Regions from separate parts of the Homo sapiens genome. Here region 2 is linked to region 1. The links are chromatin contacts, found by Hi-C or POLR2A ChIA-PET in ENCODE. All regions are on one chromosome and are shown on one strand. The core of a region is the stretch at or near the end of the contact, and the rest is flanking DNA. Distances in the headings are between cores, read along the strand shown. Region 1 has its middle 69 kb from the start of LINC01673. Region 2 overlaps LINC01673 (long intergenic non-protein coding RNA 1673).

Region 1 (4,837 bases), core at 1,997-4,496:
AATAAATTAAATAGAAATTAAATAAAATGAAATATCAGATTCTTTCTAGTTTACCTGGTCAGTAAGAAAATGTTTTTGATGAGGCTAGACAGGGCGCTAGTGGGGGAGAGAAAGTTCTGGAGCACTCTTTCTCAATTGGGTAGTGAATGGCTGGGAAGGATTAGGAAAAGTTCTAGGATATTAGTAATCTAAAAGAAAACAGGGCAGAGTATGGAGGGGATGTGGACAGAAAAACCTGAAGTTAGAGATGACCATGTATATTTCAACATTCCACAAGTATATCTAGGTACGTACTGAATCCCAAAGAGAATGGGGCTCTCAAAGTCCACGGGCTGGAGAAAAAAATTTTTGTCCCCAAAGGGTCTGAGAGAGAGCAGGGAGTAAAATTGTATAAAAATCTGTTTGGGAGAAGAAGTCATTGGGGCCATGATCATAAAGCTAGAAACAAAGACCTTCAATTTATGTAATAATTAACAGCAGTGACACTGTGCCTGTAAAGTAAATAGAATTGGATGCAACACACACACAAGATGGTGAAGCTTGTTTTGAGAAATCTATGCCTCACTGAATTTTATATTCTTGAAAGACATTTTCATCAGTTTAGATACTTGACTTCATCAACTGATTGACTTTCACTTAAATGTTACTCTTAATGCAGACTCTAACCAAAAATTATGACCATGTGGACTTAATTAAGTCTAAAGTGTTTAAAAATTATTTCAGACTCGAATCATCTACTATATTGTTCATACCAGTAATTATGATTAGGCAGGAAATTTAAGAAGACTATTGGAATATGAGAAGCAAGGAAGGTAACGTCTCCCTTATATAAAATAAATAAACTTGGATTTGAGATTCCCTAACTGTGGACATAGCTAGTCATTTTGATAGAACAAGTTCCAGTTCTGCCACACTGGCATTCTTGGTAAGTACCACATATATAGCTTTTAATTTTGAACAAATACTCTGGTAGATAACAGTTGCTTCTCATGCCAGTTCAATTGAATTAGACCCAACTTGGCTTCATAGGTGCAACTGAGGATTAAGGATGGCAAGATCTCTCTGACATCCTCTGTTATTTAATGTTGCCTAAGAAAGGAACATGGGGCCAGGTGTGGTGGCTCACACCTGTAATCCTAGCACTTTGGGAGGCTGAGGCAGGCAGATTGCCTGAGCTCCAGAGTTCGAGACCAGCCTGGCCAACATGACGAAACCTCGTCTCTACTAAAAATACAAAAAATTAGCTGGGCATGGTGGCAGGCGCCTGTAATCCCAGCTACTCAGGAGGCTGAGTCAGGAGCATAGCTTGAACCCGGGAGGCGGAGGTTGCAGTGAGATGGTGCGGCTGACCTCCAGCCTGGGCAGCAGAGAAAGACTCTGTCAAAAAAGAAAAAAAAGAAAGGTACATGGCAAGCCTACATACCAGGTGTATTTTCCAATAGTATTTCTAACTTGAGGCAGCTGAGCTCACATTGCACATAACAAAATTATGAAAATGACAAAATGGAAGCTGAACTCAGAGACATCAGGAAACAGATACTTAAATATTATCAGACCTTACTCTCCATCCCATATCTGCCTCTCACTTGCTATCAACTTGACCATTTTCACCTGTGGCTTCAGAGGATAATGATAATATTTACTTAATTTAATGTCTCCTATTACAATTGGGTCAGATGTTTTATGCACTTAAAAACTTACTGGCATCCATTTCATGCAATAAATTTAACACCAGATTGCCACTCAAAAGAAAGTATCAATTAAGCTGGAATATGTCAGCATTGGCAATACACAGATCAAACAAAAACACAAAATAATTTGGCTTACACTCTCTGCCTGTTAAAGTAACCAATGAAACTATTTTCCTGGGGAAGCTTTTCAAAGTATTTAGCCTGTCACAAACTGGCCCTTTGAAACTGTATTCCCAAAGACAAGTTGTAGAACCCAGACGGTCATTGAGAATTGTTGAGCCTGGAGGGTGAGAATTTGTGTCCACCACAGTCGAGAATCAGAAAGGAGGATAAGATGAGGAGAGAGAAGAAAACAATAGGTAAAGTCTGTGTAGTATGGAGGTGTGTTTCCAGAGGATATTGAAGAGCAAAGGAAACACAGGGATGGATGCTGGAGGCCACTACTATGGACTGAATGTGTCTCCCCAAAATTCATATGTCGAAATCCTAATGTACAATGTAATAGTAATTTGAGATGGGCCTTTGGGAGGAATTTGATCATGAGAGGAGATTCCTTATGATGAGATAAGTGCCCTTATTTTTTTAAAAAGGACAGAAAACAGCTTGCTTCTTCTTCTCTGCCTCTCTCTCTCTGTTTCTCTCTCTCTCTCTGTTTCTCTCTCTCTGTTTCTCTCTCTCTCTCTGTTTCTCTCTCTCTCTCTGTTTCTCTCTCTCTCTCACTCTCTCTCATTCTCTCTCTGTCCCACATGAGAAGACAGTGGGAAGATAGCCACCTATGGAGTGGAGGAGTACCCTCACCAAAACTGATCTCAGATGAGACTGGAACCCTGATCTCAAACTGCCATCATCCAGAGCTATGAGAAATGTTTGCTGTCGAAGTCACCTCGTCTAGGGTAATGTGTTATAACAACCCAAGCTGATGAAGAAAGCCACTGTCTGATTAGATGGGTCTCTCCTAAGGAATTGGTTTCTTGTTAGGTAATGTACCCTGGTATCAAGATTTGGAAAACAGTGTAAATATTAATTCAAAGTAATTATTTGAGCTGTGCTGGTAACTAGACCTACTAGAGTAATTCTGGCTCAAATAGTTCTTGTGATATGCCCTGCTTATTCTTATAAGGATTGAGAAGTTGACTAAAATTTGTCCATTATTTATTACCAGTGAACTCTGGTATTTCCTGAGGGTATTTTCTCAAACCTACTCGTTCCTTCCAGGCCTCTGCCACTTGCTCAATGTAGTATCCCAGCTCTCTGTCACTTTCCATGCCTCACCTCATGACGCTGCTTGCTAGTTCAGCCTCCCTCCTGGCATGGGCCAGACAGCAGCATATTCTCCTTACCTGCTGTCATGAAAGCTGTAATAACTGCAATGCCCAGTGCAAAGCTACCTAAACCCAGGAAGAATCTGGCCTCCCCACTTACTTTCAAGGTGGGACTAGGTAACACAGTCCAGAAATGTTGAGGATTTCAGACCATTAGGGTATATTCGGCCACTGAGAGTCAGGAGAAATTGAGGAGCCAACAAATTATGTCTTCACATTTACTCACTCTCTCCCCCACAGGATCACTGTGGAGAAGGTGTTTTCATTGGCCTCTGCACAGGCACCCTGCATCACTCATTAGTCAGTCGAGCTTCCTGGGGCCAGCTCAGTAGCATGCCAACTTGTATGTGATTTTCTTCCCCTCAACCTTAATGACCTGGTACTGCACCCATTCCTAAAGTATTAGCACACAAGCTTTCCTTTAGGCTCTGTTGGTTAGGGGCTCTTTGACTCATTACCCCTTCTACCCCAGCTCACATACACTGTTGCCCTGCCAAATAACATGTTTATTTCAGTGATGTCAGCAGGAACAGACATTCATGTCCAACTGTGTTGATTCCTTCTTTTAGTCTATCTTGGAAGTAGCGAAGAATTTCTGCTCTGGGGCCTCTCTTTCAACTGAGGACACACATCAAGACACAGCTGTTGCACCAGAAGCTGTAATTCTGCAGGCCTGCCAACTGGCACATTCCATCATATAACAAGAATTCTTGGGATGTGGAATCCAAAACACTGGCCAGAGACATAGCTTAATATCACTACAGTGGTGTGGGATGGAGTAAATATTAGTACTTGTTTTATTTTTTCTGGTAAGTAGAAAATTGGAAATGGTACCCTCTTATAGTTTCTTGCCAAAGATGGATGTTGGCTTTCCACAAAAGTGTAGAGCTACACAAGCCTTAGGATTCTGTTAAATTAATTCTAAATATCTGAGAAGAAAATTACTAATAATGTGTCATGAATTAGTGACTCCCAAGAATTGAAGTCCACAAGAACCTCAGAATGTGATTCTATTTGGGAAAATGATCTTTTCAGATGCAAGTAATTAAGATCTTCAGATGAAATCATAATTCTGAACTTAGTATGGGTTCTAACTACAAAGACTGATGCCTTTATAAGAAGAGGAAAAAACACAGAGACATAGAGGTGAAGGTCACCTGAAGATAAAGACAGAAATTGAAGTTATGCTCCCACGAGCCAAGGAAGGTTAGGGGCCCCCAGAGGTACAAGAAGAAAGGAAGTATTCTCTCCTTCCTTTGGAAAGAGTGTGGCCCTGGCTATATTTTGATTTTGGACTTCTAACCCCTAGAACTGTGAGAAAATACATTTCTGTTTGTTTTTAAATCAGTTTGTTGTATTAGGTTGGTGCAAAAGTAATTGTATTTTTTACCATTACTTTTAATGGCAACAATCGTTAATTACTTTCACACCAACCTAATACATTGTTAAGGCAGACCAAAGTATTAGAGAGACCCCAAAATCAGCAGCAGAAAATGTCAGCGGTCTAAGAGAATGAAGTGAGGAGTGAGAACATACACACGGAATAGGCACGAATGGCAAAAATCTTGATGCTAAGTCGTGTTTTTGGATGTTGCATTACAAATACAATGAGCCCTTATCAATTAAATGATGGGCTTTCTGGTACTATTGAATGACATCAGTTTCTTTTACTTGGGTATATTAACTTCCTTAACTCTACATGAAAAAGTCTTTGCATATCTAGAATATTTCATCAGGGAGTCAAATTGTCTCCTGGATATAAACATCAACAAACCAAAACAAGCTTACACAAGTGGAAAGCTTGACATTGTTGAAGAATGAGTG
Region 2 (4,986 bases), core at 1,581-4,080, 75 kb after region 1:
TCATAGAAGTTGGATAATAAATCAGTATAAAGTACAGCCATGTATTTTATGTCACTGTTTTCAAGACACTAGCATATCTAAGGATGATCAATACTTTGGTCCTGCTCTAAGGAAGAAGAAAAACAGAAAAAAGCTGACATTCATTTAGAAGCTACCTGTATGTGGCCCTCTGCTATGTCCTTGTCCTTCATAAATTCACACAACAACCCTGAGAGAAGATTTTGTAGTGAAAGGGACATTCAGATATTGGGAAACTACTCTAAGTTTCTACAGTTAAACATGTAACAAAACTAGGTTTCACTTTTTTTTTTTTTCTGGCCTATTCTATTTCCCTATAACATATTGTTTTTATTACAAAAACATGAACATTTTGAAAATTTGTATTTAAAAGCGTAAGATGCTTACTTTAAGGTTTATTTTCATTTTATGCTATTTCTATTTGTCATTTAAATATGTGATGTTTCTTTATACCTATGTTGCCCTAACATAAAGTATATTTTGGAGAAAATACGTTATATATTTATGGAGGTAGGCAGGTATGTATGTGTTTATCCAATTTATTTGGAGTGAAGTTGAGCACATTCCTTAGTATTTTTTTTTTCAGTGAAAAATGTAGGACTATCTTCAATGGTAAAAAGTGAAGAAAAACATTAGTGGTTTTTGAAACACAATGTTTCAACAAACATGTAAGTGAAATGTACTTCGGGCAATGAGATTTGTTGATTGTGTGATATAGACAGATATTTGTGAAGATGGATTTGGCTTTGGTAAAGGGAAATTAATTTATAATATTTAAAATAGAGTTATTACAACTGATTATTACAAAATAATTTGACTTTTTACTTATGCCAACACTCAGATTCTGAAGAAAGCTCAGCAACATTGTGCAATATCAATTCTTTCCTACTCTTTGCATAAATAACATTTTTTCCATGTGCAGGAAATTTGCAAATTTCCAAATGGAGGATTTGAATATACTCATACTCCACTAACTAAAAACAGTTATATGTTTTTCATGAGCCCTATAGCAATTCTTATATTGGAAGATGCATATTGACCAGTGATGGTTTGGCTCTGTGTCCCTACCCAAATCTCATCTTGAATTGTAATCACCATGCGTTGAGGGAGGGACATGTAATCCCCATGTGTGGAGGGAGGGTGTTGATTAAATCACCGGGGCAGTTTCCCCCATGCTGCTCTCATGATAGTGTGTGAGGTCTCAGGAGATCTGATGGTTTTATCAGTTTCTTGCATTCCCCTCTTACAATTCTATCTCCTGCTGCCATATGAAGGAGGTCCTTGCTTCCCTTTGCCTTCTGCCATAATTGCGAGTTTCCTGCAGCCTCCCCAGCTATGTGGAGCTGTGAGTCAATTAAACTTCCCTCCTTTATAAATTACCTAGTCTCTGGTGTGAGAATGAACTAATACAACCACATAATCAAAAAGTCAAATCTGAAGGTCATGTTGAAAGAGATGCCACGGATTGTTTACCAAAAGCAAAAGAAAGGTAAAAATTAATCTGTCTGCTTCATGTATTTGTCCCCTAAGAGTGATATGGCTTTGAGATTTCCTCAATGAAAACATCCATGTCATACTAATAAGGAAAAGTTATGTCTGAGTAAATTTAAATTATTATGTTTATTTAAATATTCAGATAACATTACTTTATATCACTAGTTAATATCATTCAAAGTTTATTGATATTTAATTTCATATGGGATTGTCTTCAATAATTTGGAAAACTCTTCCAAATTTGACAATCTTCAAGTCTAAAGTTAGAGGTAAAGCAAATATGCGTGTAACTATGTAAAAATTATTTGAAAGCTAGTGTGTGTGTGTGTGCGTGTATATTTGAATCATGAGGTTCTTTGACACTTACCTTTTACAAAAAAATTTGTATTATTTAGTTTTTAGTTCAGATTCTGGGATTGAAGACTTCAGAATACTTACATTGAGCATGCTAGGTAATTATCCTTTATGTTAGAGATATGGGTTGGAAGTCAGAAAAAAAAAACAGGGAGAGTAGAGGACAACATGTTCATTCAGCTCATGTTCTCTCTTTATAAATAAGCAATTGAATACTAAGTACCTTACAAATTACTTCTATTGTTTGCATCCTGTTTTAGTCTGTTCTCACCCTGCTATTAAAAACATACCCAAGACTGGGTAATTTATAAAGGAAAGAGGTTTAATTGACTCATAGTTCCACATGGCTGGGGAGACCTCACAATCATGGTGGAAAGCGAATGAAGAGCAAAGTCATGTCTTACACAGCCGCAGGCAAGAGAGCTTGCGCAGGTGAACTCCCATGTATAAAACCATCAGATCTTGTGAGACTTATTCACTATCAGGAGAACAGTATGGGGGAGACTCCCCCATGATTCAATTATCTCCACCTGGCCCCACCCTTGACATGTGGAGATTATTACCATTCAATGTGAGATTTGGATGGGGACACAGAGCCAAACCATATTAGGTGTTCAAAGTAAATAAGCCCTGAGAAACTCAAATAAAACCATTGATTAACATTAAGTACTTGTTATTGAAACAAAACACACAGCTATCCTTTTATAATTAAGTAAATATTTAATGTCTGTGTTTATGTAGAAATATACACTATGTTGTAAATTTATGTGCAGGATTTTTTTTTAATTCTTCAATTAATTTTATGCCTGAAATTTCAAATCATAGTTTTAAAGCTGAAATAGGTAAATAGGTGCTGAAATTCATTATGTTGATTTATGCTGAGTACATGTCCCAGTTGCCAACTATTGCATGACAAATAAAAGCAAACTTAGTGCTGTAAAGAATGACTACTTTATTGTGTACCCAGATTCTGTAGGTCAAGAATTCAGTGTGCCAGCAGGAATGGCTTGTTTCTGATTCATGGTATCTGGTGACTTAACAGGCAAGATTTCAATTGCTAGGAGTAACTGCAACCTAGAATCATCTGGATACTTTTTCATATACATGTCTGACAAAACCAGATTGGGAGGATTCAAAGACCAGGCTCAGGTGGGGCTGTCAACTGAGGATCTACCCTGGCTCCTGTCACAATTCCATGTGATGTGAACCTCACTGAAGCATGTCACATTACAATAGTTGGTCTTTCTATATGGAAGCTTAAGGCTCTACTGTGATCAGAATGTTTGTACCCCCTCATAATTCATATGCTGAAATTCTCACCTTCAAGGTGATGGTTAGGATGTGGGCCTTTGGGAAACTGATGAGGTCATGAAAGAGGAGCCCTCATAAATGGGATTTGTGCCTCTTTTCCCCTTCCCCCATGTAAGGATATAGCAACAGGGCACCATCTATGAAAAAAGAAACAGGCCCTCAACAGACAAAATCTGTTGGCATCTTGATTTTGGACTTTCCAGCCTCTATAAACATGAGGAATACATTTCTGTTGTTTATAAGCTGCCCAGTTTATGTTATTTTGTTATAGAAGCCTGAATGGACTAAGACAGGCTTCTGAATGAAATGTTTCAATGAATACAGCAGAAGTTTCATGGCATTTTATGACATAGCTTAGGAAGTCAAATAGTATCTTCTGCTATATTTTATTGGTTATGACAGTCAATTCAAAGGAGAAGGATACATCCCTATGTCTTGCTGGAAGATTATCAAAGAATTTGTGGCCATGTTTTAAAATCACTAGAGTCGGCCTTCTGTTCACAAATGATTTGCATTTCCTCCACATGCAAATTCACTTCTTTCCGAAACCCTCCCTCCTAAAGTCTCATTTCATTCCAGTATCATCAGGTTCAGACTCAAGGTTCAAAATCTCAATCTCAATCAAGTCCAGGTGTCCATAATACTTCCCAGGTATAATTGCTCTTGATGCACAAAAAAAATGAAGTATCTTCCTCTCCTCACACCCAGCGTACAATGGTGAGAGAATCAAGGACAATGTAAAAGAAAAGACCTATCAGAATAATTGCATTTAATGTAAAGTTATTCAGTTATTTCTGCCATATGCAAATTCCAATGATTATATTTTAATATGACCAATTTTGAAATGTAATTTTAAGTATTTCATACTTACAGATATCTACTCATCATCAGCATTGGCACATTATCAATAAGATGTCATTATTTCAAAGTGGCAAAGGAAGATATTTTAAAACTGTATTCAATTTCCCAGAAACAAAAAGATGAAGACAAAAGCTAGATGATCAAACAGTTTTAAAAATATTGCCAATAGCTTAACAATATAAGACATGTGTGGAAGGGAAAACTTGCTGAAGCTTGAATTGTGTCTTCTGGGAAATAAAAGGGGCAATGACTAATTGCCACAGGATATTGGCAATTGCAGATGCCAGGTTGTTTCACAAAAATAGGAAAAAAATAAAACTACCAATCTCAGATACTTTACTTCACAAACTAAGAGCCAATTCCTTTGATCTTAAATATTATAATAATCACAATGTATCCCAAGGTAAAGAAAATAATACTATGCAGTGATCATGGAAGGATAAAAATATTAGTAGGTATATGCTACGACACAAAGCCTTTGGTAGAAAACATTCTAATCTGGAAATCAATGACACAATGGCAAAATATTGCAATTCTGAGCAGGAAATAAAGAAATGCTTTTTATTGTTCTTTAGTTCCAGAAATAATAACAATAGAAATAGGGTGATTATGTGGATTAAGTCAATCAAGATTTTTTTCTAGTCAGATTGTATAAGTACTTGAACTATACAGAAATTAAAATACAAGGAAGACAAAACTTCATGGCCTGGAGTCTGTGAGAATCCTCTATTGACTCAAGTCCGGTGTTTGAATTAAACAAATCCCATCTGTTCCAGTTCTACTATCTTGAAGTCAATAAATTTTTATTCTAATATTTAAAGTTACAATATCAGACTCCATTTGATAATACCAGTATGTTTAAACTCTGGCCCATTTCCAACATTTTACATTACTCCATTGCTGTACTTACAACATCTGACTTGAGTACAACTATCTGATTTGGCTTGG

The links. Hi-C counts contacts between places; a loop is a spot of excess contacts on that map. ChIA-PET counts read pairs that join two places held with the same protein, here RNA polymerase II (POLR2A). Pooled maps may share reads with other maps.
Region 2: a map of mammary epithelial cell shows a loop between it and region 1 (9-fold over the local background). The contact joins two enhancer-like sites. A Hi-C loop is called at or near these places in 9 of 168 maps with a recorded cell type or tissue (MCF 10A, PC-3, chondrocyte and 4 more) and 4 of 50 pooled maps. POLR2A ChIA-PET finds 5 or more read pairs at or near these places in 2 of 52 experiments (AG04449 and common myeloid progenitor, CD34-positive).

The regions. Positions count from the first base shown.
Region 1 is chr21:27,567,090-27,571,926 of GRCh38, forward strand. No RefSeq gene overlaps it. Among named protein-coding and RNA genes, the nearest start is that of LINC01673, 69 kb to the right of the region's middle. Within about 2 kb of position 3,247, at least 12 of the 41 ENCODE cell types and tissues checked have a DNase peak (open chromatin) inside an H3K27ac peak, as active enhancers do; they include PC-3 and mammary epithelial cell, where a contact is called at or near this core.
Region 2 is chr21:27,642,626-27,647,611 of GRCh38, forward strand. The region is part of intron 1 of LINC01673 (long intergenic non-protein coding RNA 1673); the gene reads left to right. Among named protein-coding and RNA genes, the nearest start is that of LINC01673, 6.5 kb to the left of the region's middle. Within about 2 kb of position 2,831, at least 2 of the 41 ENCODE cell types and tissues checked have a DNase peak (open chromatin) inside an H3K27ac peak, as active enhancers do; they include PC-3 and mammary epithelial cell, where a contact is called at or near this core.